2 separate regions of the Homo sapiens genome follow, and region 1 is linked to region 2. Evidence: chromatin loops called from intact Hi-C (ENCODE). Cell type or tissue: heart left ventricle. All regions are shown on one strand. Each heading gives the region's core, and the rest is flanking DNA. Links, peaks and the distances in the headings are about the cores only. Region 1 overlaps ADAM22 (ADAM metallopeptidase domain 22). Region 2 overlaps ADAM22 (ADAM metallopeptidase domain 22).

Region 1 (15,887 bases), core at 3,265-11,264, 58 kb after region 2:
CTTGGCTCTCTGCAACCTTCACCTCCCTGGTTCAAGTGATTCTCCTGCCTCAGCCTCCCGAGTAGCTGGAATTACAGGCGCATGCTACCATGCCTGGCTAATTTTTTGTATTTTTAATAGAGATCGGGTTTCGCCATGTTGGCCAGGCTGATCTTGAACTCCTGACCTCAGGTGATCTGCCCGCCTCAGCCTCCCAAAGTGCTGCGATTACAGGCATAAACCACCATGCCCAGCCCACAGCACCATTTGTAATAATAAAAAACTGTAAACAAACTTAATGAGCCTTAACAGAGGAATATTTAGTAAATTATGGTAAATCCATCAAATGGTATATACTATGTAGCCCTTAAAAAGAATGAAACATTTCTACATGTATTAGTATGGAATTAGCTCTAAGATATTTTGCTAAGTGAAGATATCTTTTTTACTTGGTTTCTTTCTTTCTTTCTTTCTTTCTTTCTTTCTTTCTTTCTTTCTTTCTTTCTTTCTTTCCTTCCTTCCTTCCTTTCCTCCTTCCTTCTTTCTTTCTTTCTTTTTTGAGTTATCCTGAAATCTCTAAGAATGCCTCTGAGCATTTCCTCTTCTCTTTAAGTCTTTTTATTATTATTATTTTGAGAGAGAGATACTTGCTCTGTTCCCCTGGCTAGAGTGCAGTGGTGCAATCATGGCTTGCTGCAGCCTCAAACTCCCAGGCTCAAGTGACCCTCCCACCTCGGCCTCCCAAGTAGCTGGGACTACAGGCATGCATACTATGATGCCCAGCTAAATTTTTTTTTTTTTAGCGGAGAGGGTGTCTTGCTATGTTGCCCAAGCTGGTCTCCAACTCTTGGCTTTTGCTAAGAGATATCAGTAGGATGTACCTAATATGCCAACATCTGCATACAAAAAATACAATTATGTGTGTGTCTGTAAGTATGTGTGTCTGTGTGTCTGTGTATATTCACATATACATGCATACATGAATACATGGGCTCCCTCAAGAAGGAGACTGACAATAAATGCAATAATAGATATTGCTCAAAGGGGGAACTGGATAACTGGAGGACAGAGATGTAAAGGAAACTTTTTAAAATTCTGTACCTATACCCATATAATATTTTCAAAAAAATAAATACATTTAACCCATAATATACATTTAACAATGAAGTAAAACATAAAAGTCCATGCTGAACTTTTTTAACTGAAGAAAGATTCAACATGAATGATGGCAGCCGAGAAGGTATTTGAAGAGAGACAGTGTTTAGTGAAAAAGGCCTGAAAGTACCAACACAAGTGAAGAGCAATAGAATTTAAGGCAAACAGGATAGCTGACCGGGGAAGGACATGGGAAAGTTAACTTTTTTTCTCAGTCAACCACAAAGAAAATAAATGTCACATGGGTGTGTGGAAGGAACAATAGAGATAAACAAGGAAACTATCACGTGCAGCTTCAATCTGTTTGGAAAAACAGCCAAAAATTATCACAAATTTTGTGATATGTGTACTGTGTACTTTGATTTTAGGTTATGTTTGCTAAAGATTCTAAAAGTATGCAAAATATGATAATCTAATCAAATAGCAGCATCTGGGAACTTTTTTTTTTTTCAGACGCAGTTTCGCTCTGTCACCCAGGATGGAGTGCAGTGGCGTGATCTCCGCTGACTGCAAGTTACGCCTCCCGGGTTCTCCTGCCTCTGCCTCCCTGGTAGCTGGGACTACAGGTGCCCGCCACCACGCCAGGCTAATTTTTTTTTTTTTTTTTTGCATTTTTAGTAGAGACGGGGTTTCACCTTGTTAGCCAGGATGGTCTCGATCTCCTGACCTCATGATCTGCCCGACTCGGTCTCCCAAAGTGCTGGGATTACAGGCGTGAGCCACCGCGTCCGGCCGGGAATTTTTTTTTTATGTGCTAAAGCCCGAGGTCTTTGTTTTCTTCATGGTACTCAACTATCTTCCAATGTTTACAAAGTGAAGTGGATAGCAGGGACACCCCAAGTGGTGGGCAGTAAACGGCCCATGGTGGATGAGTGAAACAAACACATCAAAGTTGCAACAAATGATATATTTGGATAAATTCAATTAGCAAACAGCTTTAAGCAGTCTGGCAAGTTAAACCCAGCCTAAACCCATATTCTGAATTTGGAGGGATATTTAAGGATGCCCTGTTGAAAGGCAAAGGTAAAAATACAAAAAATAATTTTACCAAAATAAAAAGAACAAAATAACTTCATCTCATAACTCCTACTCAGTGGGCACAATGGGTCTAGTATAAGACCCTTTCAATAGTCAATATGAAATGATAATATAAAAAGGCTAAGTCAAAGGCCAAGACTCTATAAAACTTGTTAAGAAATAGCAAAAAATGGACTACTGAAAAACCACATTCTTTTTTTTTTTATTTATTATTATACTTTAAGTTCTGGGAAACATGTGCACAATGTGCAGGTTTGTTACATATGTATACGTGTGCCATGTTGGTGTGCTGCACCCACTAACTCGTCATTTACATTAGGTATATCTCCTAATGCTATCCCTCCCTCCTCCCCCCACCCCACAACAGGCCCCGGTGTGTGGTGTTCCCCACCCTGTGTCCATATGTTCTCATTATTCAATTCCCACCTATGAGTGAGAACATGCGGTGTCTGGTTTTCTGTCCTTGTGATAGTTTGCTCAGAATGATGGTTTCCAGCTTCATCCATGTCCCTACAAATGACATGAACTCATCATTTTTTATGGCTGCATAGTATTCCATGGTGTATATGTGCCACATTTTCTTAATCCAGTCTATCACTGATGGACATTTAGGTTGGTTCCAAGTCTTTGCTATTGTGAATAGTGCCGCAATAAACATACATGTGCATGTGTCTTTATAGCAGCATGATTTATAATCCTTTGGGTATATATCCAGTAATGGGATGGCTGGGTCAAATGGTATTTCTAGTTCTAGATCCTTGAGGAATTGCCACACTGTCTTCCACAGTGGTTGAACTAGTTTACAATCCCACCAACGTGTAAAAGTGTTCCTATTTCTCCACATCCTCTCCATCACCTGTTGTTTCCTGACTTTTTAATGATCGCCATTCAAGATGGATTAAAGACTTAAATGTCAGACCTAAAACCATAAAAACCCTAGAAGAAAACCTAGGCAATACCATTCAGGACATAGGCATGGTCAAGGACTTCATGTCTAAAACACCAAAAGCAATGGCAACAAAAGCCAAAATTGACAAATGGAATCTAATTAAACTAAAGAGCTTCTGCACAGCAAAAGAAATTACCATCAGAGTGAACAGGCAACCTACAGAATGGGAGAAAATTTTTGCAATCTACCCATCTGATAAAGGGCTAATATCCAGAATCTACAAAGAACTTAAACAAATTTACAAGAAAAAAACAAACAACCCCATCAAAAAGTGGGTGAAGGATATGAACTGACACTTCTCAAAAGAAGACATTTATGCAGCCAACAGACGCATGAAAAAATGCTCATCATCACTGGCCATCAGAGAATGCAAATCAAAGAAAAATCAGGTAAGTTAAGGTCTTTTCTAGCTCTGACTTCAGTGACTACAAACCATTCAATAATATTTTTTAATTTCTTTCTTTTTTTTTTTTTTTTTGAGTTATCCTGAAATCACTAAGACTGACTCTGGGCATTTTCTCATTTTCTCTGGTATAATTCTTTTAATTCCTTTTTTTGTTTTTTTGAGACAGGGTCTCACTCTGACACCCGGGCTGGAGTGCAGTGCAGTAGCACAATCATGGCTCACTGCAGCCTCAAACTCCTGGGCTCAAGTGATCCTACTGCCTCAGTTTTCTGAGGAGCTGGGACTACAGGCATGCACCTTATGATGCCCAGGTTTTTTTTTTTTTTTTTTTTTTTAGTAGAGATGGAGGCTTGCTATGCTGCCCAAGCTGTTCTCGAACTCTTGGCTTCAAGTTATCTTCCTGCCTTGGCCTCCCAATGTGCTTGGATTACATGTGTGAGCCACTACACCTGGCCTTCCTGTTTAATTCTTTATAAATCTTTCAAAAATTTACATTATATTTATTAAACAAGAAAGCATCTTGAGGTTAGAGTTTTTAAACAAAATCAAAATAAAAACCATGTTCTGTATCTGTACTTTGATTTCTGAGTTGACATTTTCTTGTATTTTTTACAAAGTAACATTACTAATTCTTCTGAGAGCACTTCATATTTCAAAGTTTCTGTTATGAAAAGTATTTTATATAAAATAATATATTTCATCAATTTAAAATAACATCTGCTGACCAAAAATAAAAAAGAATCTATATACCATTCACTAACTCTAACCTTAGATTTCTCAATTTATGATCAAGGTAAAAATCATCCCTTTCACCCCAAACTATAGTTATCCAAATGACACATGAAATAATGTACACGGTAGGCCGGGTGCACTTGCTCACGTCTGTAATCCCAGCACTTTGGGAGGCCAAGGCGGGCAGATACCTGAGGTTGGGAGTTCAAGACCAGCCTGACCAACATGGAGAAACCCTGTCTCTACTAAAAATGCAAAATTAGCCGGGCGTGGTGGTGCATGCCTGTAATCCCAGCTACTCGGGAGGCTGAGGCAGGAGAATTGCTTGAATCCGGGAAGCGGAGGTTGCAGTGAGCCAAGATTGTGCCACTGCACTCCAGCCTGGGCAACAAGAGTAAAAGAGTGAAACTCCATCTCAAAAACAAACAAACAAACAAAAAACAAAAAACAGAAAAGAAAAAAAAAGAAACAGTGTACAGGGTAAAGTTCTATTCCAAATGAGAAAAGATGTTAGACTCTGGACAAGTTATTTACCCTACATGGACTTCAATTTGAGATAAGAAATATTCTAACTCCCCATTTTACAAGTGAGAAAAGTGAGACTCAGAGATGTTAGGGATTTCCCAAGAGCTTGAAATCTGCTAGTTAGCAGTCATTAAAGCCTCAGGTGGAGGCCTCTTCTGAGAACAACCAGCAGGCCATTCTGAAAAATAAAGATGGAGCCTTACTTCACACTAACACCTATATAAATTCTAAGTGGGTTAAATGATCAATTATTTAAAATAAAGTAATAAAAGTCATGGGAGAAAATTTGGGTGACTAATTCCTCAATGAGAAGGGCCTTTCTAAAACCAAAGCCAAAACTGAAAATAAAACATCCCTATAAATTTGGCCACATTTTTAGATAAAAATCTAAATAATCCCTCTGACAAAACACACTAAACTCAGTTAATGATAAATGACATACTGGGAGGTAGGGAGAGAAAAGGGAATTATCTGTAGAATGTAGAGGGTAGCCATAAAATCTGGAAACAGATATTATTTGATCATGAATTATAATATCTATAAACCATTTATTATATATTTTCCTGTGTTTCTAGACTTAGCGACCACCCTGTATATAAAAAATAGTTGATACTATTAATGTATAAATTAATAAGAAAAGGTGAACATTCTAGTAGAAAATGGAAATGGTATATTAGGAAGCAATTCATAAAATGCCTACAAATGGCCAATATACATTTCAAAACATATGTTCAATCTTTCCAGAATCAAAGAATATTGAAAGATGAAATTTTTTACCTAACATAAACAAGTATTTTAAAAGATTAATAAAAATTTAGGAACACAGGTTAATCTTGAGTGAATACATTGGTATAGACTTTATAGAAGGCAGTTTGACAATATGCAGTATAAATAGAGGATATATTTCTAGTCACCAAAATGCCTCTCCTAAGAAAAGGTCCAAAGAAAATAATTGGCCCAGAATAGTAAAATATGTGAAGGATATTCATATAATAACAGCAAAATACTAGAAACAATCTAACTATCCACTAAGAAGTTAATTGTTAAATAAATTACAAAACAATCATACACTGGCATACTATGTAACTATTAAAAATACCATAGGGATCTACTTATGAAACGTAAAAATTTTTATAAAATAAACAGTGAAAAAAGTAGGCTGCCGATCAGCACAAATATTATCAGATTCAATAATATAACAGGGAAAATATTTATTTCAAAAGTTGTGGAAGTCTAGCAACAGGGCAGGACATAAGAAGAAAACATGGCCAGAGAGGTATTCCAGTGGCAGAGAAGTTCAAGAAACTTCCATTTTTACTTTTATTTCACTTCTTTTTTATTGCTAATTTTATATTTTCATCTTTTTAAAAAATGTATTTCACTTTTCTTATATATATGTATATGTGAATAATTTTATTTAAATGTATATACATCTGATGCATTTATTTATTTGATCCATTTACTTATAAATTCAGTGCCCTGCATACGTGTAATCTAATCATGGCACTTTAAAAATAAATTTTTGTGAAAGATCCCGCTAAAATAAATAACAACGGAAATTTGAATGTATCTCAGTGTATTACAAACTCATATAACTTAATCAAATTGTTAACAATTAAAATAATTAGTAGTATCTTCAATGTTCAGAATACATACAGTTCATGGTACATAACAAAAAATCATTTTTTAATAAAAGACAAAAAAATCCAAAACATGCCTGTGTGCTCAATTTTTAGAAATATGTAAAAATTTAGAGAGCACTTGACTGCATGGAATTTTGAGTCTTATTAACAAAACAAGAAAATACAAAAATCAAATCCCAATGTATCATTGAGAGTCACAATAAACAGAACTGACAGTAGACACACAGACTCCATGAAAAGAAAAGATCTTGGTGAATTAGAACAGTCAAATCAGGATTCATGAAGACTTAATTGCTGGAAGATAGATTAAATGTCCATGGTTTGTAAAGAGGCATAGAGGAACATTTCAAATGAAAAGAATAACAACAGCAAAGCTGTGGCAGGGAAAAAACTACAGAGGTAGAGAAAAGATAAGCCTGCCTGAGAGTTTAAGTTGAGGAAATAATACCACCAGCTAGCATTTATGGTGTGCCAGGAACTGTACTAGGTATTTTAAATGCATCCATAGATCACAGAAATAAACAGCCAATTGGGAAGGTAGTTATAAATATGATCTCATTTGGTAGGCTAGGAAATAGATGCCTGAAGACAAATGGCAAGCCCAAGGAGGTACACAAGTGGCCAGTGAAAGGAACAAGCACCAAGTTCCACAGCTGGTGAATGATTACACCAAGATGTATTCCCACGTAGGTCTAATTCCTGAGTCTACCATCTGAACAACCACATTCCACTATTAATGAAAAAGAGTAAAACTAAGTTGCCCATGATTTTATATTGTATCAACAAAGTGGCCAGTGCACATTAAAGAACTATTCAAGATGAAAGTCCTATAAAAATTAACCTAACTGTAATAGTGTTGGAAAACTGGATAACCACATGCAAAACAATAAAATCAGACTCTGAAATCATGACATATATAAAAAACACTCAAAATAGGCTAAAGACTTAAACACAGACCTGAAGCTATAAAACTTTTGGAAGAAAACATAGGGTAAAAGCTTCCTGATATTGCTCTGGGCAATAATTGTTTTGGCTATAACCCCCAAAACACAGGCAACAGAAGCAAAAATAAACAAATAGCATAATACCAAACTACAAAGCTTCTGCACAGGAACAATCAACAGAATGAAGAGAAAACCTACAAAATGGGGGCAAATATTTCTGAAACAAACATCTGATAAGGTGTTAACATCCAAAATATATGAGGAACTCAAAAAACTCAATAACAAGAAAACAAATAACATGATGGAAAAAATAGGCAAAGGATCTGAATAGACATTTTTACAAAGAAGATATACAAATGGACAACAGGTAAATGAAAAAATACTCAACATCATTAATAATCAGGGAAATGCAAAGTGAAACCACAATGAGATATCACCTCACACAAGTAAGAATGGCTTTTATCAAAAAATAACAAAAAGATAGCAAGGGCTGGTGAGGATGTAGAGAAAAAGGAACTCTCACACACTGTTGATGGGAATATAAATTAGTACAGCCATTAGGAAAAACAATCTGGAGGTTTCTCCAAGAATTAAAAATAGAACTATGATATGATCCAGCACTCCCCCTTCTGGGTATGCATCCAAAGAAAATGAAATCAGTATGTCAAAGAGATATCTGCACTCCCATGTTTATTACAGCACTATTCGCAATACCTAAGATATGGGGTCAAACTAAGTATCTATGGATGAATGAATGGATAAAGAAAACAGGGTGACATACACACACACACACACACACACACACACACACACACACACACACAATAGAATACGACTCAGCCTTAAAATGAAGGAAATCCTGTCATTTGCAACAACACGAATGAACCTGGAGGACATTATAAATGAAATAAGCCAGGCACAGAAAGACAAATACTACATGATCTCATTTACATGTGGAATCTAAAAAAGTTGAACTCACGAAAGAGAAAGTATAATGATGGTGCCAGACTCTGGAGGAAGTGAGGAGGGTGTACAGAGAGACACTGGTTAAAAGGTACAAAAGTCCAATTATACTGGGGCAATAAGTTCTGGAGATCTATTGCACACTGTGGTAACTACAGTTAGTAATGTATTATATACTTGGAAATGGTGAAATGTTCTCACCATAAAAACATGAAAAGTACGTGAGGTGACAGATAAAGTAATTCACTTGATGTAATCATTTCACAGTATGTACATACATCAAAACATCATGCATACCATAAATATACACAATTTTTTTCAATCATATCTTAATAAAGCTGGGTGGGAAAGCAACAAGAAAAAAAAAATAACCTAACTGCAAGACATAGAAAGAATTAACAAAGGAGATTCATGGTTGAAATGTCTCTATTAGGCCTGGTGCGGTGGCTCAAGCCTATAATCCCAGCATTTTGGGAGACTGAGGTGGACAGATTGCCTGAAGTCAGGAGTTTGAGACCAGCCTGGCCAACATGGTGAAACCCTGTCTCTACTAAAAATACAAAAATTAGCCCGGTGTGGTGGCAGGTGCCTGTAATCCCAGGTACTCCGGAGGCTGAGGCAGGAGAGTCGCCTGAACCCGGGAGGCGGAGGTTGCAGTGAGCTGAGATCACGCCATTGTACTCCAGCCTGGGCAACAAGAGCGAGAGTTTGTCTCAAGAAAAAAAGGCCGGGTGCAGTGGCTCAAACCTGTAATCCCAGCACTTTGGGAGGCCGAGGTGGGCGGATCGCCTGAGGTCAAGAGTTCCAAACCAGCCTGGCCAACATGGTGAAACCCCGTCTCTACTAAAAATACAAAAATTAGCCAGGTGTGGTGGCAGGTGCCTCAATCCCAGGTACTTGGGAGGCTGAGGCAGGAGAATCACTTGAACCCAGGAGGCAGAGGTTGCAGTGAGCCGAGATCGCGCCACTGCACTCCAGCCTAACTGACAAGACCAAGACTTCCTCTCAAAAAAAAAGGCCAGGCACCTGTAATCCCAGCACTTTGGGAGACCGAGGCGGGTGGATCATGAGGTCAGGAGATCGAGACCATCCTGGCTAACACAATGAAACCCTGTCTCTACTAAATATACAAAAAATTAGCCAGGCATGGTGGCACACACCTGTAGTCCCGGCTACTCAGGAGGCTGAGGCAGGAGAATTGATTGAACCCGGGAAGGGGAGGTTGCAGTGAGCCGAGACCGCGCCACTGCACTCCAGCCTGGGAGACAGAGTGAGACTCCATCTCAAAAACAAACAAAAAGTCTCCATTATATGAATTTAATAAATTTCTCCAAATCGAGGAGCTTTTAGTTGAAAATTCCACGTATACATCCATCTGCATGTTATCATTATGGAACCACATAACAGAGCAGATAACATAGCAGTTCCTGAGCACTCTAAAGACATCATCATCATAATCATAGATGATATGATGCAGAATCTATTATCCAAAAGGGAAGAGTAACTTTTAAGTTAATTTTAAACCACTTTCTTCAAATAATTGAATTATCAATAGCTTAGCTAAGAGTGGAACTGCAATGTAATATTTGAGAGCAGTCAAGGGCTATTATTTGACTACAATTTTGAAAATCATTTTAAAAATCTACTTTTTAATAACTGACATATTGTTTGGCTTCCCTATTTTAATTTCAAGAACAAGTACTTCTCTTTGGATTTAATGTATGCCATACTGTAGCAATGAGAAGAATAGTTGATTTGATTTATATAACACACATTTATAAAAACAGATGAAGTATCTTTGATGCTAAAAATGGAAATTATTTTCCCTAGGATCTCTTGTATTTTTAAATGGCATGCACACTGATTAAAAACTCTCCACAATTTACATCCACATATGGACTTGTGTGGATTTGCATGGATGTATCTGAAATAAATAATGTAAATGCTCTTTATTTTGTCTATACCTTTACTCAGCTTTTTCACTGATTCAAATTGGAAATAAATATAAATTTTTAAGTATACATTTTCTTCTCTTTTTTTTTAAGAGATGGAGTCTCACTATCCAGGCTTGCCCATGTTGGAGGGCACTCCACAATCGTAACATACTAGAACCTCTAACTCCTGGGCTTAAGTGATCCCCCAGCTTCCCAACTAGCTGGGACTACATGCGCATGCCACTGAGACTGGCTAGCATACATTTTCTATAATATGGAATGGCATAAATCTTACCCTGAAAAGTAGAATATTCTTTTTTTTTTTTTTTTTGATACTGAGCCTCGCTCAGTCACCCAGGCTGGAGTGCAGTGGCGCGATCTAGGCTCACTGCAAGCTCTGCCACCCAGGTTTACACCATTCTCCTGCCTCAGCCTCCCGAGTAGCTGGGACTACAGGTGCCCGCCACCACGCCGGGCTAATTTTTTGTATTTTTAGTAGAGACGGGGTTTCATCGTGTTAGCCAGGATGGTCTCGATCTCCTGACCTCATGATCTGCCCATCTCGGCCTCCCAAAGTATAGAATATTCTTTATCCATGTGTTCATTTATCTGTACTAATATATACAGTTAATAAAATAATAAACAGAATCATTATTATTACTTTTCCAACAGTCACTTCCCTGAGATCTATGTTTCAAAGAAGAAACAGCAATATTGTTTGAAGCTGCAGATTTGAAATGGGCAGCTAGCATCAAACCCTCAAAGAACAGAGAAAATAGGTAAGCTAATTGAAAGGTCACCATTGCGCAAGGAAGTTTGTGTCATCCACCTTCTTGCTACCAGAAGCAACTTTTTCTTCTTTTACAGCTATGGTGTATTTCTTTCCTTAGAAGGCTATTAATATATTCAAATTTTGATCTGGTATGCCAAGGAAATAGGAAGAAATATCAATGAATGAACAAGACAATCAGGACACCTTGAGATTAGGTTAGAAGCACATTAAGTCACACTCAAGAACAAGATATTATATTGTGGATTCCTAGCTATCATCGAGTCTCCCTTAATCAAGTGCAAAATGTCAGCCTGACCTGAACAAGTTCAGGAAAGACTTGAATTGGAGGATGAACATAATTACTAACTGAGCCACAAATCTATTTTTTTTCCTAAATGAAGAGAAATGCTAAGTCAATGGAGAGAAATGAAGACTGAATGTGCATGTGAGTAAAGGTAAAAATATTAATTTCCAATTTCATTTCAAACTTCAAATCAAGTATAAAGCTAAAGGCTGTATAGCAGAGTAATCTATGAATAAATATACAAAAGATTGTTGCATGTAATGATCTCAATAGCTATAAGCAGCTCCAAATTAAACAGGCAAACAAAACAGTTAAGTCTTTAAGTGTCAGTATTTAGTTTCATACCAGCTATATACCAGATCAACATAATCCACCAATTTGAAAATGAAACCAAAGTTCACTTCTCACATTTTTCCTCCCTACAAGATGCTCTAGCTAACACACCATATTTGGAAAATTTATAAATTTTCAAACCCTCTGCAAAATGGAAGTAAACTTGAATCTTTCTTATGGCCTACTAAATAAACAATCAAAAACTGGCAATAGATTCTGATGTATTCAAAATCAATGGAAAACAGTGAGAAAGCCCTCCCCTGAAGATAAACTTTCTTCTTAGATTGGAGAAATGATTTAGACAGTACAGCAAACAATACAGTATAGATATGACTCAAAGAAAAGCTCTATCATCAATTTTAGCAATACCAGCAGAGAACAATTAACAACAAATCTCTATATTTACATAGAAACAGGTGCTATTTATAAATACATTTTAAGAAACCAGAGAAAAACACTTTTCTCTCTATTCAAATAAGAAATCTACATTTTTATTTTGTTTCTCAACAGATCTGTTTCTAAGAAAAATTGCATTTCAAAATGTGGCTTGGCTCACACACATACACACAAAGGCAACTTAAAATAAAGGGAATGCTATTCCTTCAAAGGTCAGAGGATGAAAGCCATAATTTGATTATTCACCAGAAGCAATTATCCTTATCTGGGAAGACAGAGGAAGGCAGTCACTTTACATTACACTTTACCTGGGCTAGGGAAAAAAGCATGTTAAATTGTCCAGAATTTTATAACAAAGGATAAGGGCAAAAGTACTGGCGTGTATCTCTCATTAAAAACATGATATTTGCAAAATTAATCTTAAATTTCACATTCAAATATAGTTGAGTTGTGGGAAATGTTTACAAAGAGGTAACAAAGACAGATTTAAGATAAAATGAATGTATAGATATAGATGAGTATATTAAAACATTTTTAGGTATTTTTATATATATAAAATATATATGGATGTGTAATTAGTATAGTTTTCCACAAACATGCACATACTAATGTAAAACTCCAAGCTAGCATTCCATTGGCACCATCTATGTTAGTATAACTATTTTAACTTCCGCAAATAATTAATGATGGCACTCACTACCATTCTTGATTCCATCTGTCCTGTGGTAAGTAGAATTCTAAGATAGCCCCCAAGATTCCCACCCCAAGGTGTATACCCCCTGCACAATTCCTTCCCCTTGAATATTGGTGGGACTGTAAATACGATGGGTTACCATCCATATAATGTTACATGGCAAAGGGGTTTTCACAGATGTAATTAAGGTCCTTTATCAGCTGACTTTGTGTTAATGAAAAGGGAGACAACTTTGAGTGGCCTAATTTAATATTGTGAGCCCTTAATCAGGTCAGAAGCCATAGCAAAAGCTCTCCTGCTAGCCTGGAAAAAGCAGTTGCCATATTATAAACTGCCTATGGAAGGGGCCATTGGACAAGATCTGAGAGTGACCTTTTGGGGCTAAGAGAGGTTTTGATCCAACTCTTAGCAAGAAAACAGGGACCTTAGTCATCGAGCCACAAGGAATGCTGAATTCTGCCAACAACCTTGAATGACTCTGAGAAAACCCCCAAACCTCAGATGTAAGCCAACACCTTTATTTCACCCTGAGCAGAGACCCAGCTCATCTGAACAAGCAAACAGGCCAACACCTTTACTTCACCCTAAGCAGAGACCCAGCTCATCTGAAAACAAAATCCTGAACCACATAAAGTGTGAGATAATAAATTTGTGTTATTTTAAGCCACTAAGTTTGTGTTAATTTGTTACACAGCAATAGAAAAACAAAACAAAAAAAAAACTAAATAAAATTTTAATTTTCTCTTTACCACATCATCTGCAACAGATATTTAATAAACTTGGATGACAGGGGAAGTATAGACAGAACCACTTACAGATGTGTGAAAATCTAGAAGACCTGATGGTGATGGGGAGTAAGCTGATGAGTTTAACAATGGATGTGTTGGCTAGGCTCAGTGGCTCACGCCTGTAATCCCAGCACTTTGAGAGGCTGAGGCGGGTGGATCACCTAAGGTCAGGAGTTCGAGACCAGCCTGGCCAACATGGTGAAACCTCGTCTCTACTAAAAATGCAAAAAGTAGCTGGGTATGGTGGCGGGTTCCTGTAATCCCAGCTACTCAGGAGGCTGAGGCAGGAGAATAGCTTGAACCTAAGAGATGGAGGTTGTAGTGAGCCAAGATTGTACCACTGTACTTCAGCCTGGGTGACAGAGCAAGACTCCATCTCAAAAAATAAAATTAAAAAAAAAATGGAAGTGTTGATCTTGAAGTGATAACTGAAATCCTGACCCTTTGAGAAAGATGCAATAGGAACTGGTGGTGTGGGGAGAACAGTCATGAAAGAGGTCAGGCTTAGCAAATATCTACAGAAATAGGGTTGAACTGTGATGAGTGGGAGAGTGAAAAGGACACTGACTCAGGCTTGGATATGTCTACATTTAGAGAGGGAAGATGTGCTAAAAAGAAGCTGGAGAAAAGGAAGGAAGAATTACTATTAAGAGTTTTGAGGATGAGAGAATCAGCCTTTTCAAGTACCTACAGAGAATCCAAGGACAAAAACGGTCATTAAGTTTGAAGACTAGTATGTTACTGGTAAAGTGGCGAGAGTATATTCAGTAGAATAACACAGATAGAAACAAGATAGTGAGAAAAAGAAAAGTGGCTCATTCTTTCTCTTTTTAGATACGTAATAAATGCCAAACAGTAATCACCACTGGTCATACTAAACACAGACACACAGACACACAGACACACACACACACACATGCAAACATGAATGAAAAACATTTCAACCATAATTATATTATCTGTCCCTGTCCTTGGAATCCTTAATATTTGGAAAGATATAGAAACAAAATCAGGTTCAGATTATAGCCACCGTACATGAAATGTATATATATATATATATATATTTTTTTTTTTTTTTTGAGACAGAATCTCGCTCTGTTGCCCTGTTGCCCAGGCTGGAGTGCAGTGGTGCAATCTCGGCTCACTGCAACCGCCGCCTCCCGGTTCAAGTGATTCTCCTGCCTCAGCCTCCCAAGTAGCTGGGACTACAGGCGTGTGCCACCATGTCTGGCTAATTTTTTGTATTTTTAGTAGAGATGGGGTTTCACCGTGTTAGCCAGGATGGTCTCGATCTCCTGACCTCGTGATCCGCCTCCCTTGGCCTCCAAAGTGCTGGGATTACAGGTGTGAGCCACCATGCCCGGCCCATGAAATTGTTTTCTAATGTAAAACTCCTTCTCATAAACTTGATGATTATGACTACCATCCTTTGCAGATCCATAGTCTTGGAAAAATCTGGAGCTCTTCAGTTGGGTTAAGAAATGTATTATGAGGCTAAGACAGGAGGATCGCTTGAGCCCAGAAGTCTGAGACCAGCCTGGGCAACATAGTGAAAACCAACCTCTACAAAAAACTAAAAAATTAGCCAGGCATGGCCTCACATGCCTATAGTCCCAGCTACTCGAGAGGCTGAGGTGGGAGGATTGCTTGAGCCCAGAAGGTCGAGGCTACATTAAGCAGTGATGGCACCACTGTGCTCCCGCCTGGGCAACAGAGCGAGACTCTGTCTAAAAAAAAAAAAAAGAAGAAGAAGAAGAAATATCTATTATTCAGTTACTATGTAGAATAGCAGAGATGCCTGTAATCCCAGCACTTTGGGAGGCCGAGACGGGCGGATCACGAGGTCAGGAGATCGAGACCATCCTGGCTAACACGGTGAAACCCCGTCTCTACTAAAAATACAAAAATTAGCCGGGCATGGTGGTGCGCGCCTGTAGTCCCAGCTACACGGGAGGCTGAGGCAGGAGAATGGCGTGAACCCGGGAGGCGGAGCTTGCAGTGAGTCGAGATCGCACCACTGCACTCCAGCCTGGGCGACAGAGCGAAACTCCGTCTCAAAAGAAAAAAAAAAAAAAAAGAATAGCAGAGATGTATCATTCTGTTTATGTGACTTTTTTTTTAGAGCGTGCTTATATTTGGATGCTCCAGTCTAAGTTTAAATCCAGGGATTTTGTAGTTCATAAGGCAGTGAATATGTCTGACAACCATAAGCCAAAACATTCTAAAATTTACACTATATGTAATAAATTTAGCTCATTGCTAATTTTTAATACCTTTCTATCCTAAGTCAAAATAAGCCAATTATTCCTGAAACTTATCACTTCATAGTCTA
Region 2 (15,887 bases), core at 2,645-10,644:
GAAATATTTTTGTTTTACTTATATAAATCCTAATTTTTATATTGAGTCCATAACAGTATACTTGATAAAAACCTATAGCTAAGACCAAGTCGTCACAGACCAATTGAGCTAAAATTTCAAAAGGTTGTATCAAAATAAGATTTTGAAATGAAAAAGCCATTCTTACAAATTTCCACAAGAGGGCAATAAACTCAAACTTAACTCCGTGCTTTAAGGTTCCCACAGTAACAAGATTTTTGCATTAACACCAAACACACCAAGATCAAAACATTGCCTATTAGTCCTTTGACTCCAAACAAATGTGACCTTGCAGGTTCTTTATGGGAAAGATATACGAATCTGATTTTCCCTTATTTATATTATTGAACTGAATTTAATAAATCAAAAATGAAAAAAAAAACAGTACGCACTTGGTAATTTATAAAGGATGAGTCATGGATGACATAATATATCTCATATCTAAACCACTGTAATTGGGACAACATACATTATTCAATATTTCATAACATCCCCCCAAAACATTTCTTCCAGAAAGTAAAGTCAAGATGAGAAGCAATAATTACTAAACAACAAGATGATACAAGGTTATATTTATCCTATGTGCTCATAAAAGTCTAAGAAAGCCTAAAATGGTCATACACAATTCTGACAATGTTCCAAGACACACGATAGGTTTTCTGTTTATTTTTATTTAGTTTTAAATAAAAACATTCTTAAAAGGAGATATAAAATTTACTTAATTAAAATAACCCTGTAATCTCAGCACTTTGGGAGGCTGAGGTGGGCGGATCACGAGGTCAGGAGTTCGAGACCAACCTGGCCAACATGGCAAAACCCCGTCTCTACTGAAAATACAAAAATTAGATGGGCATGCTGGCAGCCACCTGTAATCCCAGCTACTCAGGAGGCTGAGGCACAAGAATGGCTTGAACCTGGGAGGCGGAGGCTGCAGCGAGCTGAGATCATACCACTGCACTTCAGCCTGTGGGACAGAGTGAGACTCTGACAGAAAAGAATGAACAAAAGAAAGAATGAATGAACGAACGAACAAATGAACGAATGAATGAAAGAACAAAAGAAAAGAAAAAGAAAAGAGAAGAGAAAAGAAAAAAAAGAAAAGAAAAGAAAAAAGAAAAGTGGGCATGGTGGCTCATGCCTGGGATTACAGGGGTGAGCCACCGTGCCCGGCCTAAAAGTTATTTTTCAATCCTTCTTTACAAGACTATAGTAGGATTAGTAACAGGTATCATTCTTAGGTTCTCAGGTCCATTTATAGCCCTTAGAAGGCACAAATATCTTCTCTCTGATTCTCACAACATTGAGTCCATTTGGAAAACCAGAAGGCAGACTGGAACGAGTACTGAGAAAGATGCTGACACTAGGACTTTGGATTGAGATTTTAAGAGAGAGAAAAGGGGAAAAAAAACACTTCATTTTTTACCCCCAATATACACTTGCTGTCACAAATGTGAACAGGTCTCACTGTACTATTCCTAGGTGACAGATGTGCTTGTCTTGAGCTCAGATGTAACAATTTTACTGCTGAAAAGGACTTCAATGTTTCTTTTTCCTAATAAGAAAACAGAGACTGTCTGATATTAAGCATGGATTCCATGTTTGTAAAAACCTCTTTCTTCAAATAATGTATTTAAAGTAAATAAATGTACACCTTTATTCACAGTAGTCTTTTAGCACAAACAAGGAAATGGAAGTCTTCCATGCTCTCAGACACATGGCCTCCTGTCTCTGGTTATTTAACTTACACTTATATTCTTTCCTTTCTGCCTAATATGCTTATTCCCAGATCCTGACCAGAGGTGTCACTCAGGCAGACTAGCTAGATTTTCTGGCCGTGTCCATTAGCTCTCTTTCCTAGATTTAAGATCTGTCAGTGTAACCCTCTCCCTTGGATAGGCTATTCCAACCTATTGCACTCCACTGTCTTCAGGTGGCATGTTTCCAGAGCCCTTAGGTGCCACCTGTTCTTCGGTGACAATGCTTAGCTTGCATTTTTCCCAGTTTTGTTTTTTTTTTTTTCCTCTCTCTCTCTCAAAAAAAAAGCAAATATACCTATCATGTTCCACATCAGGAAATGGGCTAGATTTGGCCTCCTCATGAGACTGTGAGCTCCCAGGACTTGTGTTTCAATCGCCTTAATATTCCTAGGGCTGGCACACAGGAGACACCCAGTAACTGCTTGTTAGATGAAAAGCCACATCTCTAAGATGGTAACAAAAAGGAATTATTTTAAAGTTTCTCAACGAAAATTTAACAAAATTAAAGTGCTGGATTGTTCTGTGCCAAAAAGTAAAACAAACAAGAAGGAAATGAAACGATTTAGTTAAAAGAGAATGCTGAGGAATGACACGGTAGCTTTATAAGGGGTTACAAAACAAGTAAGAAACAACCACCTGTGCATTATCATTATCGACAGGATGGAGGAAGTGGATGTATTCCCATGTTAAACATCAGCAAACATTATTTGATAGAGAAGGTTATGAGAAAGGAAGCAAGGCCTTGAGGAAGGATGAACTTTGTTCCTCGGAGATCTCTGAGAAACGACAGACCCTCCCACAGATTTGCTATGAATTAGGTGGGATTCAGGCTGAAAAAAAGGGGCAAAGACATATGAGCTCTTGAGATCACTAGCAGCCTTTTCTCTTTGTGTAAGGAGTCAGGCGTTTCCATTTACTGAAACTGCTATTATTTGACAAAAATATAAAAACTAATATAAAGAAGGAGTAGGGAAGAATATCAAGGGGCTAAACATCCACAGAAACAGACACCAAAGTTAACCCAAATCACTCCTGTCTGAATTTGGATGAAACTAGAAAAATGCTTCAAATATCATTTTAAGGTATCATTGTGAAATTCAAAAGCCTCTGTTTTCTGCAGCTCTAATTTTATTTAATTTTTTTGAGATGGAGTCTAGCATCTCCTTAAAGTATGCTTATCTTTTTTCTTGACAATATATATTTTTTCTTTCTTTTGCAAAATGTAGGACTTTTCTTTCTTTCTTTCTTTCTTTCTTTATTTTTTTTGAATCAGAGTCTCGCTCTATCCCACAGGCTGGAGTGCAGTGGCATGGTCTTGGCTCACTGCAACCTTCACCTCGCAGGTTCAAGTGATTCTCCTGCCTCAGCCTCCCGAGTAGCTGGGATTACAGGTACCTGCCACCATGCCCGGCTAATTTTTGTATTTTTAGTAGAGACAGGGTTTCACCATGTTGGCTGGGCTGGTCTCGAACTCCTGACCTCAGGTGATCTGCCTGCCTAGACCCCCCCAAAGTGCTGGGATTATAGGCATGAGCCACCACGCCCGACCATTTGCAACCCTAATTTAAAAATCTGCTTGGTTTATAAAATACAAAAGAGAAAAAAAAAATCAGATCCATCACCAATTTAAAGTCATTTCTTGACACAAAATAGGGATATCTACTATAGTGCATTCATAATAAAGAAAATAAATTATTGAAAAAACAAACAGTAAAAATAACTTTTTGAACACTTACTGAAGTCCGTGGCATGTTGACAATGCAACAAATGAGTCAGGGTTTCCTCGGATATGGCCCTGGTAGTAACAGTGCTCTCCTCCCTGAAAACAGAAATAAAGAATGTAAGTCTTTGCATCACAAGGAGAATCAGCTGCTTCATTTCACAGGAGGTTTCTACTCACAATGCACCTCCACATCTAGAACTCTGCATGATATTTCATTATTCAGATTAGCATTATCAAATCTTTTCTAACAGAATTATTCATAAACACTCTGAGTGAGCTGACTCTAAATCAAAATTCAGGGAAATAAAAGTTGACTTGACCTTTCTTTTATGTAGGTGATATTAGAGGAACAAAGAAAGAGATATTGAAATACACATGGGGAGTCAGGCACAGTGTCTCATGTCTACAATTTCAATGCTTTCAGAGGCGAGGCAGGAGCATCACTTAAGGCCAGAAGTTCAAGACCAGCCTAAGCAACATAGCAAGACCCTGTCTCTACAAAAAAAAAAAAAATTGAAATTAGCTGGATGTGGTGGCATGCACCTGTATTCCTAGCCTCTTGGGAGGTTAAGGCAGGAGGATCATTTGAACCCAGGAGTTTGAGGCTGCAGTGAGCTGTGATTGTGCTACTGCACTCCAGCCTGGACAAAAAGAGTGAAATTCTGTCTCAAAAGAAAAAATGACAAAAAAAGAAAAGAAAGGAAATACATATGTGACCCTTGCACCAAAGTTTAATCATCTGCTTTCCTAGTTATAAGAAATTCAACCATGGGCCAGGTGCAGTGGCTCATGCCTCTAATCCCAGCACTTTGGGAGACTGAGGTGGGTGGATCCCTTGAGGTCAGGAGTTCCAAACCAGCCCAGCCAATATGGTGAAACCCTGTCTCTTCTAAAAATACAAAATTAGCTGGATGTGGTAGTGCATGCCTGTAATCCCAGTTACTCGGGAGGCTGAGGCAGGAGAATCGCTTGAACCAGGGAAGTGGAGGTCGCAGTGAGCTGAGATGGCACCACTGTACTCCAGCCTGGGCGATAGAGACCCTGTCTCAAAAAAAAAAAAAAAAAAAAAAAAAGAAATTCAATCATGAGCAGCAGCAAAGCAATACTCTTTTACATAAAACTAAGTAAAAATGAATATAAATCATTTGAGAGTCACTAAATTATATTGATGGAGGAAATGCTTGTTTTTACAGTGTTTATATTGATTACCAGATAAACAGGTTCATACTATTCTTTTCTGAAACCAGCAATGGCTTTAACTGGTAAGCAGTTTATGGGCGGGGTTTTAAATTGTGAAGTTTTTCTTAGCATCCAATTGCATTAATAAAATTCTACTAAGAGAGATTCATTTATTTGGATTCAATGTGCCTGGAAAGGTAAGAAGGTAAATCTTCTGCCATCTTAGGATGTCACCTTTAAATACTTACTACTCAGAGTGCAGTTCAGAGACAAGCAGCATTGACATCACTAGGAGGTTGTTAAAAATGCAGAATCTCAGGCCCCACCCCCAACCTACTGTAGAGAATCTGTATTTTAACAAGTCCCTAGATGATTCATATGCACATTAAAGTTCGAGAAGCTCTTCTCTAAATGACCTCTTTCCATCCTGTCACCAATCTTCTATTTCTTCAGTAGCTGAAAGCTTCTAATTAAATTGACTCACTGAGATACGAAAGAGTGAAACAGAAAGGACCGATAGGATGGGTGGTTTAAAGGCGCAAATGTTACCTACTTCACAGTATGACTTAAGGACTGACACTACTTAAAATGTTCAGTGTTTCACAAATGGAGGAGAGAGAACAGGATGACATGGAGATGTAACAGACTGAAGACATTTTCTTCACCGAAATTCCAAGGAAACCAGCCTAGCCTGAGACTACTGCTCCTTGTGAGATAATCCCACAGAAGCTGGTAACTCTCAGCTTTGGGGAGGGGGTGGAGAGCAGGTAAAATGGTACACAATGCAATCCTGGACCTTAAACCACCTCCAAATTCCCAGGGGAGCCACTGATCATCATGAACTGAGGGTTGCGGTTGCATTTAATGGAGAAGATAGGGTGGTACTTCACATCTGGGTTGTACAGGGAATGGAACCCAGAAGGCCACAGAGTCTTGGGGGCTGAAACAAGTCCTAGACACTAGAACATGGGGCACTGACTTCATGTGGAGCACCAGTGTAGTGTAGATGTTAACAATGTGAGCTATTGGCGCCTTCCCTTACCAGCTGTGTAATCTTAAACAAATTACAGAGACTGCCCGTGCCTCCATTTTCTCATCTGTCAATTGGAGATAATTATCTCATAGGGCTGTTATGAGGATTACATGAGCTAATAGACATAAAGAGTTTAGAGTAATGCTTGGCTCATAGGAAGTACTCAACAAGTGTTTGCTGCTATTATAATTACTGTGTCTGTTACTGTTCTACTCAATTTACATACACAATCACACTAAATCTTCATATCAATCCTACAAAGAAATATTCTTATCCCTCTTCTACATAGGAACCACAATCTCTGAGATTATGGTTGTCTACCTGGGGAGTTGCCAAGTAGGGATGAAAACTTTATGTGGATACAAGGCCTGTGTCCTATCCCCAATGTTGAACCTCGAACCTGTGAGTTATGCAAGGCAAATCTAAACTTTCCCCTAGGCTGGTTTATTCTTTTATTCTGTTGTGTTGTATTCTACTTTGTCATCAGGGCTAAGAGTAAATTTAACAAAAGTTACAATAATGTGTGTTGGGCTGTTGGACTGGTGAACAGTCCACAGATCAGATTCTGAGTGTATGAGAGGATGTTATCACTTAGATGCCCGTGATTTCCTGGATACATCGGATTGGATCAGAGATCAAAGTTCTAGCTTTGTGTTGGCCAGGCATAAAAGGTCAACAGTCAACAGATGACCTGATAAAGACAGAACTCTGTCTATAAGTGTTTCCTTATATTGGACAGTGACTAACCGAATCAGACCTTCTTCTCTTAGAAGTCTGAGCCTCATAGTGAACAGTAACACATGAAGATAGTAGAAACAAAGATAAATAAAGAGAAGTAGAAACAAAAAAAATTCTCGAGAATTATGGTATCAGACTAGAAAACAATGGAAATTGATAGTCATGAGAATACATGTCAATGTCAAAGCATACTATTTTATAAATTACTACAGTTTTCTTCAAAAACGCAACTCTGGAAACATGTTATATTAAATCATAAAAAGGACAAATAATTCATTTTTTAAAAGCATTCCTCCATTATATTGGGGAGAGTTATATAGATGATTCAATAATGGAAAACAATATTTCACTAATCTCTGATTTGAAAAAAATAGGAGTCAAGCCAAAAATAGCAGATGATCAGGATGCATCTGCACAAAAGCCTAACGTGGCAAATGAAGCAAAGAGCTCAATATGGTTGAATCATTATTAAATGTTTCCATGACACTTCAGCAGAGGCATAAACACCAGGGGAAAAAAAAAATCTCAATTTGCATTACTACAATTCAAATCTTGAGGTCTCAACTGGTGGTATATGTAATTATTAGCAATAATGGTGAAAGTTCATTTTTGTGCTGTAATATTTTTCAGGGACTATTAATCATAAGTCAATAATTATTTAAACTAAGAAGTAATGAAGCTTTTATTTCCTTTAACATGCCTAGAAATGTTTTTTAGTCCAAGAGTTAGGCTGTTAAAGGGCTTTCTTAATTTATATAAACTATATTATTAAATATAAATTTAATATTTTATTTTGTAAATAATTATTTTATGTGTTATTTTAAAATAATACACATGTGGTGCAAAAATTCTAAGAATTGAAAGGGTACATAGTGAAGAATAAAAATACTCCCTTCACATATACTATTCAAGCTGTAGATGCCTTCTAAATGGTAAGCATTTTTGACACATTTTGTGTACCATGCCAAGAATAGTCTATGTACATTCAAGTAGATGCATACATACACACATACACATATATCCATATATCCTTTTCACTTCACAAATAGTTTTATACTGTGTACACTGTTCAGCCACTTGACTTTCTTTTTCTTAAGGTAAGCTTGGCATCCTTCTACATCAATACAGTATTTTTTCCAATGATGGCATACTATTCCATTACGGGGGTGAACCAGAATTCATTTAAACAGTCCTGTACTAATGGACATTTAGATAATCTCCTTTTTTGCTGTCATAATGTTGCAACAAACATCCTTTCATATATTCCTGCGCACTTCTATCAGTATATATGCAGGATAGAGTACTAGACATGGACCTGGGAGGTCAAAGAATAGGTGTATTTTAAATTTTAATAACTAATGGGACAGATATAATTGTATTTTTTGCACTTACATGTTTTAGAATATACACTGCATTTGAAAATCATAAACTGCATTTTACTTAAAAATTATCTATTTCAGTAAAGACCACTAACAAACCAACTTTCTCAAATCTTATCAATTATAAAGGTTCTCCATGTCTTCATATGACTTTTGAAGAAAAGTCAAAAGTATGCTATATGGAAGTAAGTATTATATACAATAATCTGAGACAGATGTTGCAGGAAAAGAGAAAAGCCTTTTGGGCTTTTCCTATCAGAGTTGGGCTCTTTATCAGACAGCCAGTCATAGCTTTATTCCTTATTGTCTCTTTTGTTCCAGAAATAAATCCATTGTCCTTGAAACTTTCTTCATACTCCTTGATCTAATAACATAGCCATAAAAGTACAAACGTTTATTTTTAGCTACATAGTTATAGCTAAAAAAAATCTACCTCTATAAAAATGAAGACGATAGTTTATATGTCTATTATTGGTTTATCTTCCTAATGGGAGAAAAATTTATTGTAATTTTTTATTCTAGGAACATCAAAATAATCATTTATTTATAAAATTCAAAGACATACCACATTTTTATTAAACAGATAGCAAAATCTCAAAGGAAAAATAGAATTTATTATAAATATGACAAGATGATAACACAAAGGAAGTTACACAGCCTGGGCCATAAAATGAGGAAAACCTAATAAAGAGAAACAATTGGAGCACAGCTGTAAAGCCATAGTCACATGCCCTCTATCAAGCTCCTCAAAGGAAACTAGACTTTGACAGCTCTAAAATGGGCCAGAACCACCTCCTCCAAATAGCCTTCTCAAATTCCCTTCTCATAAATGACTTCCTGCTAACCCCTCCTTCTCTGAATTTTCATAGTATTTTTCAACCATACTGCAACCTCTTCCTACCTGAATGCCTGTTTCTGTCTTACTTCTCCAATAGGCTATTGTCTCCTTTCAGAGAAGCACATTTGCCTGATTTATGTTTATATACCCACACGTGCTACTGGAGAGAAAACCTCCCTGAATATCCAATTCCTCACCAATTAACTAGAGATAACATCTACTCCAGCTGTTTCATAAGGATATGCAGGAGATTCCATGAGATAACAATGTAAAGTACACTGTAAAGTGCTATATAAACAGGTGAGGGAGGTGTAGTCAGGCAATATTCAGGGATGCTATAATGTCCCTTGAGCTGTGATTCTCAAACTTTGTTAAGAATAACAATTCAAGACATCAATTTATAATGCAGATACTGTCTCTTGCCCAGAGAGTTTGTGCAGGCAGCTCTGAGGTAAGACCTAAGAATCTGCATTGTAACAAATACTCCGTGTTTTTCTTGTTCCAGGAATACCCTAGAGGGGAGGTTCTCAACCTTGGTTGCACTTCAGAATCACCCGGGAGCTTTTAAATTCCAATGCCCATGACTTACTCCCAACCATCTAAATCACAATCTCTGGGGTCCAGGCATCAGCATCTTTTAAAATCCTCCAAATGACTGAATACAAATTCAGTGCTTGAGAACCCTTGTACAAGAGAAATGCTCCTCAAAATAGCAGTTCCCAGAACTGACTCTCAGAAGTACCATGGTAGGCTTTCTAAACCAACTGATGCCCGGGCCTTCCCTCAGGCCTGCTGAATCAGAATCTCCAAGGAGGTAGGGCCCCAGGTTTCTTATAGTTGTAAAAAGTTCCTCTACATGATTTTGATGATCAAATCTGGAATTGTTAACTCTAAAAATATTCAATACCAAACTGTCCCCATGCAAAGGATACAGAAAGATCTTTCAGAGAATGGAAGTATCTACCATATCCTGGACATCCTTTTTAGTGAATTATGTGATAGTTCATGATGACTGATGAGGTGAGTATTATTTCCCCCCTTTTACAAGTGAGAAACCATAGACTGAGAGAGATCATCCACACCCAGGTATGCCTGCTACAAAGTCAAGGTTATTTACACCAGTGGTTCTCAAAGAGTGGTTTGCAGACCAAAAGCATCAGCTTGTTAGAAATGCAAATTTCTCAAGCCTCCCTATAGACTTCCTCAGAAGCTCGGAGGATGCAGCCTACCCACCTGTGATTCAGCCAAACCTTCAGGTGATTTTACTGCATTCTAAAGTTTGAGAACAACTGCTTTACACTACTCCTGTTTCTGATTCTGAAGCTCCTCACTGCTAAGCTCACTGAAATCTTACACTAGTTCCTGAGCTGACCCTTCCTGATACAGAATGTAGTACTCCACTCTGTTTCTTGTTTCCCAAAAAAGAGTTGGCTTTATCAGAAACATAATGGAAGGTAAAAGGTGAGATAAGAATATCAAGGAAGGGCAGAGCTGTATTTTTGTTGGTGCTGGTCATAGGATATCATGCAGGATGCTTTGGCCTGGATCAAAGGGGCTAGAATAACCAAACTTCCAGTTTGCCTGGGACAAAGGGGTTTCCCAGGATACTGGTATTTCAGTGCTACATCTATGAAAGTCACAGGCAGATAGGAATGGTTTGGTCATGCTAAAAGGGTCAGGGCCAGTGTAGGCACCTCCAGATCCAAACACCCGCCCCTGCAACTCTTGTTCTCCTGCTCTGTTCACTGAATCATAGCCTTCTCCCCCTCCATGGGCACTGGTCCTAGAACCAGCCTTCTGCCATGCAGTTTGGGAAGCTCATGCCAGTCACCCTCTTCCACAAGTGGGACCCTTTCTCACCCCACCCTAGCACAGTAGTTGCCAACCTGGCAGCATATTGTAACACATGGGAAGCTCTTTTAAAAAATTCACAGCCTCACCCCATACCAACTGCGCCAGAATCTCTAGAGGGTGGGACCTGGGTATTTTAAAAATCTGCCCAGATGATTCCAATATGCTACCATAGTTGGGAACCTCTGCTCTAGCTGATACCACCTTGCAGGAACTAACGGCCTGTCCTTGAACCCTACTGCATCCTAGATTCCCCCCAAGGGTATACACTGTCCTGACACATTGGTGGCTGCATGGCTGCAGTCTGTTCCACCAGGTGCTTTCCTACCAAAACCACATTTCTTGCCTGGTCTCAACTCCCTCTCGACTGGCATCAACATCAGGAACCTGCCCTCCTCCAATCTTTACTCCACCTTCCCAGTTGTAAGTCTCCTTGGGAGGCTGGGCATGGTGGCTTACACCTGTAATCCCACCACTTTAGAAGGCCAAGGAGGGAGATCACTTGAGGCCAGGAGTTCAAGACAAGTCTGAGCAACATAGTGAGACCGCATCTCTAATACAAATTAAAATAAGAAAATAAACAAATAACAAAGTAAGTCTCCTTAGGGCCAGCTGCATAATGGAAATTCTTAAAAAAGCTAAATTTTATGTTAAAGATGATCCACCAACCTATCCCGATTAAAACTCATAACCTGTGACTGTACAGAATCAGACTGGATTCACAAAAAGGACATAGGCTAAATATCTGGTCAGGTACAGAGTATAATTGATTCTAAAAGTATCTGATTCTAAAGGCTAAGAAAAGTGAAAAGATTATTTCCTCTCATTTACAGTAAATTAAAATTAAGTGAGGCTATCACATGGTTCCCAAATGCCAATAATCCATGAATCTATACTAATGCATCTCAAAATCTTTATCAGTTCCTGTCAAAAAAATAAAAATAAGTACAGTGTACTTAATTTTTCATAAAGCTAAATGTATTTAATTTTTGAAAAACTGTCATTTGTTCTATGTTTACTTCCTTACCTTTATTATTTAAAATATCAACTGTTTTCCTTTTTTAAATAGACTTATTTTGGAATAATTCTGATACACAGAAAAGTTGCAAAGATGGTATAGAGAAGTATAGTATATCACCCAGGTTTTCCCATTGTTAATATCTTATATTTCTTTAGTATATTTGTCAAAACCAAGTAACTGACATTGGTATATTACCATTTACTAGACTCTGAACATTTAGACTTCACCAGTTTTTCCTTTAATTTTTTCTTTCCATTCCAGGATCCAATCCATAGTGCCATATTGCATTAGTGGTTAGGTTCATTTTTTTAAAATTGGTAGCAATAGTAATAGTATTTAGATGTTTTGAGAGGGTTGTTTTCATATATGGCAAAATAGAAGAAATGGCAACCCTATGTTGATCCTCAAAATTCATTTTGTTAGTATATGGATCTATGAAATATAAAAGTATAAGACCAAGAATACAAATGAATACTTCCTAGACTTTAACTTAGCACTATAGGTTTTCAAAAGCCTTAAAAATACAACTACCCTACATCATCAGGCTTAATTTAAATGATTAAAATGTAATATTTAATGTTACATATGGAAATGAATTCTGAAAGATTACTCAGTAATATTTCACTATAATAAGTATCTAGAACCCCTTAATGTCTGAGATTCTTCTGGACTATCCTTTCAATGATGTTTGCATAGGGAACAGCTTTGGAAGATGGAGACAATCTCCCTTCAAAGCAAAGGGCAGGCATGTTTACTTCCCACTATAAAGGATTCAGGTTTCCTAAATTCGGAATTTCTTTGTTGTAACACAATGCACTGTGTGCTCAGGTTAGCCGGCCCTTTCCTCTGTTACCCTCTGGGAATTAAGGCTCAAGATACCAGGGTAAGAAAATGTTGCTATTCTGGCTATTGCCAATGCCAGAGTAATGAAGTCCTTCGTCTCTGACCCAGGAGTTTCCTGTCTTCTGCCGGCATAGATAAAACTGCAGCAAGCTAATGCCTATTAACTTGTAAGTAGGATAAAATTTCAGACTTTCAGAGTTGTTGAACTTGGATTTTCCATCTTCCCCTAAAAATTAAGAGATCTGTTAAGAGTAAGACTCCATTACCACTTTTCCATTTTCCTGCAAGACAAAAATCAGCTAAAGCTAAATAAGGCACATACTGCCCATCTTATCACAGGTAACTTAACTCTCATATACACTACTGGTTAACACCTTTGGGTATTAATATTTGCCACTCCATTCCAGGGTACAAATGTTCAAACAGCATCTAACAACATAGTCATTAAAAATCTCTGTACTATTTCAACATTCATTGGTGAGCACTAGGATCTTGTAGTATCAATCAAAAACATTTTAAAAACCAAAAGGATTAGGCATATTATGGACTTAAAAAATTAAAAGGAAATAAAACGAGCCGATGAAAAAGAATAATTTCATTTAAAAGATACATGATTACCACCGGAGAGGAAAAGATGTGTAAGAATATTATTGTAGCAAAAGTTTCCACAAGAAAGGAAAAGAAAGACAGTAGAAAACCACTGGATAGGAATAAAAGTGATGAGGAAGGAGTTAATCTTATTAAAAGATGGTGAACACCATAAAATATAGGGGCCATAACTTTCTGTGTTTGTCTCTGTGTCTCTATGTCTATACCTTTCTCTGGTAAGGACACCAACCATCGGATTAGGGCGCACCCTAATCTAGCATGACTTCCTCTTAACTTGATTACAACTGAAAAGATTCTGTTTCTAAATAAGGTCATACTCATGGGTTCTAGGAGTCGTGAATTTTGGGGAACACTATTCAAACCAGTAAAATAATTCATCTCTTTATACATAGCCAAGTAAATTTTTATTCACAATCCAGGGATTTTCCTTTTAAGAAGCTTGGTTCAGTGGTAGAAACTGGAGGTGTCTACCATGGCATCACTCATCTAATAAAATTAACCTGTATCTTAATTACCTATAACCAGCATTCTAGTTTCCTATCTCTTTATTTTAAAATACTCATCATTATTTTTACACAATATGGCAAACTTAATATTCCATTTTACTAAGTCAAACACAGCTTCCTAAATTGCTTATTTGTAACAGAATAGTCGAGAGAAATTAATATGCAGCTGTCAAGTAATCATTAGACACCCACTAATATAACAAATATCAGACTACTAAAAATTTTAGGTTCCCACAAAATGCTCAGCAACAGATTACTGTAATGCAGAGAGGGGGCTTATCAGATTCTCTGAGATGTAGTTCTAAATTGGGAGAATGGAAAATCAATGTGGACCACATAATATATAATTACTATATAATTACAAACTCATGAAATTATAACTCTTTCCAGGAAACCACTATATCATTGTACCTTTTTATGAATAATAAAATTTAAATGCATTACTCTATATGGACTTTTTAGCATAAAGACTGTGAATTACCTAAAACCTTATTCTGTAGTTGATGTTTGACTAGTAACAGGAAAAAACATAACTGACTAGATGATTGTTGCACAAAGAGAAAACATATTTGTGCATTCCTAAAATACAGGAGGAATTTTCTTTTGTCATATCTGAAAAAGATGTTTGTTGTTGTTTTCTTTTTTTTTTTTTTTAAGGAAACACAACTATATGAGGGTCTAAGGTAAGGAAAAAAAGGAAATCGTTTTTTCTCCACTTTTACCATAAACATAACCTCCTTTAGTTTCACTTCAATTCTATCCTCCATTCCTTTTTTGAAGAAGGAAGGATAAAGAGAAAATTTCTGGCCGCTAAAAGATTCTGTTGCAGCCAGGCACAGAGGCTCATGCCTGTAATCCTAGAACTTTGGGAGACTGAGGCGGGTGGGTCGCTTGAAGTCAGGTGTTTGAGACCTGGCTAACATGGTGAAACCCTGTCTCTACTAAAAATACAAAAATTAGCCGGGCATAATGGCGCACACCTGTAATTCCAGCTACTGGGGAGGCTGAGGCACAAGAATCGCTTGAACGTGGGAGGTGGAGGTTGCAGTGAGCCGAGATGGTGCCACTGTACTCCAGCCTGGGTGACAGAGTGAGACTCTGTCTCAAAAAAAAAAAAAAAAAAGAAAAGAAAAAAAGATTCTGGTTGCAGCACGTCCAAGAGAGCATGTAAGGCTCTCTTGCACCTTGAGCCTTACATGCTAAGCTCAAGCAGTTAATACTAGCATTCAGTGGTCATTTTTATCTCTGCATAAATGATTTTGGATTAGCCCAGGATTTATTAACAGGTAAAAAGAGTCAGATTACTAAAGAGGTCTCAAACAATATCCTTCATGGAAAGCAAATTAATATTTAAGGTTGTATCTAATGAAAAGTGATGCTAAGCATGAAAAAGTAAAGTGCTTTTTTTCCCAGCAAGTGTTTCTATGAGAATAAGCTGATCATTCACTATTTCTGTTACTTATGTTTCCATAAATCAAGAAGGGAGTTGAACCACCAGAGTCCCTTCTTGTTCCATGATTTGCAAACTGTTTTAAAAAATCACAGGTTACTTTTCTTTTAAATACAAGGCCAACTTCCAAAGAATCAATATCTTGTACACTGCACTTACCACAAAGGAATAGAATTTAAAACCAACAACAAAGATGTTCATATGTTTGGAAATTTTTAAAATACCAAATATACAATTTTTTAAAATATTATATTATTTCTAAAAATATAAATAATTTATGAGTCATATAAAGTCATAGTATAAGTTATGGAATATATATATATGTGTGTGTGGACAACAGCAAAAAAAAACTATGTAGCAGAGCTTTAGGATGCTGCTAAAATGGTACTTGAGTAAATTTTAAATTCTTAGATGCATATAGAAAAGAAGATTGGTAATTAACAAATTAAATATTTAACTAAATGAATTATGAAAAGAAAAGCAGAAATTTCAGAGCAGAAAAAAGGAAATTACAAAAGTAAGAGCAGAAATTATTGAAAAATATATTTTGGTAAAGAAAGTAAAGCTGGTTCTTTGGGGGAAAAAAAAAAAAAAGTATTTTCAGCCAGGCACAATGACTCATGCCTGTAATCCCAGCACTTTGGGACGCTGAGGCGAGAGGATTGCTTGAGGTCAGGAGTTCGAGACCAGTCTGGGAAACATAGTGAGACCTGGTCTCTACTAAAAGTAAAAATTAAAAAATTAGTGTGGCAGCACATGCCTATAGTCCCAGCTACTCAGGAGACTGAGGGAGAAGTACTGCTAGGAGTTCGAGTTTACAGTGAGCTATGATCGCACCACTGCACTCCAGCCTGAGCAACAGAGTGAGACCCTGTCTTTAAAAAAAGGGGGGGTGGGGGGCGGGTGGGGAGAGAGTATTTACAAAAAATTCTAACAAGATTG

What was found. A loop is a pair of places that touch in the nucleus more often than their neighbours do. Peaks named below come from ENCODE experiments on the same cell type or tissue, not always from the same donor. Only the 100,000 strongest peaks of a DNase experiment are listed, where the experiment ranks them.
Region 1: it touches region 2 in a loop (2.2-fold over the local background); 3 of 110 quality-filtered maps call a loop at or near these places.

Annotation. Positions count from the first base shown.
Region 1 is chr7:88,038,197-88,054,083 of GRCh38, reverse strand. The region is part of intron 3 of ADAM22 (ADAM metallopeptidase domain 22); the gene reads right to left. Among named protein-coding and RNA genes, the nearest start is that of ADAM22, 110 kb to the right of the region's middle. In heart left ventricle, for the core only: a CTCF peak has its summit at 8,000; no DNase peak of the experiment used is centred there; H3K4me3 peaks cover 918 bases; H3K27ac peaks cover 729 bases.
Region 2 is chr7:88,095,883-88,111,769 of GRCh38, reverse strand. ADAM22 (ADAM metallopeptidase domain 22) reads right to left here. Exons shown (of 32, transcript NM_001324418.2): 5 at 3,512-3,594. Among named protein-coding and RNA genes, the nearest start is that of SRI-AS1, 110 kb to the left of the region's middle. In heart left ventricle, for the core only: no CTCF peak of the experiment used is centred there; no DNase peak of the experiment used is centred there.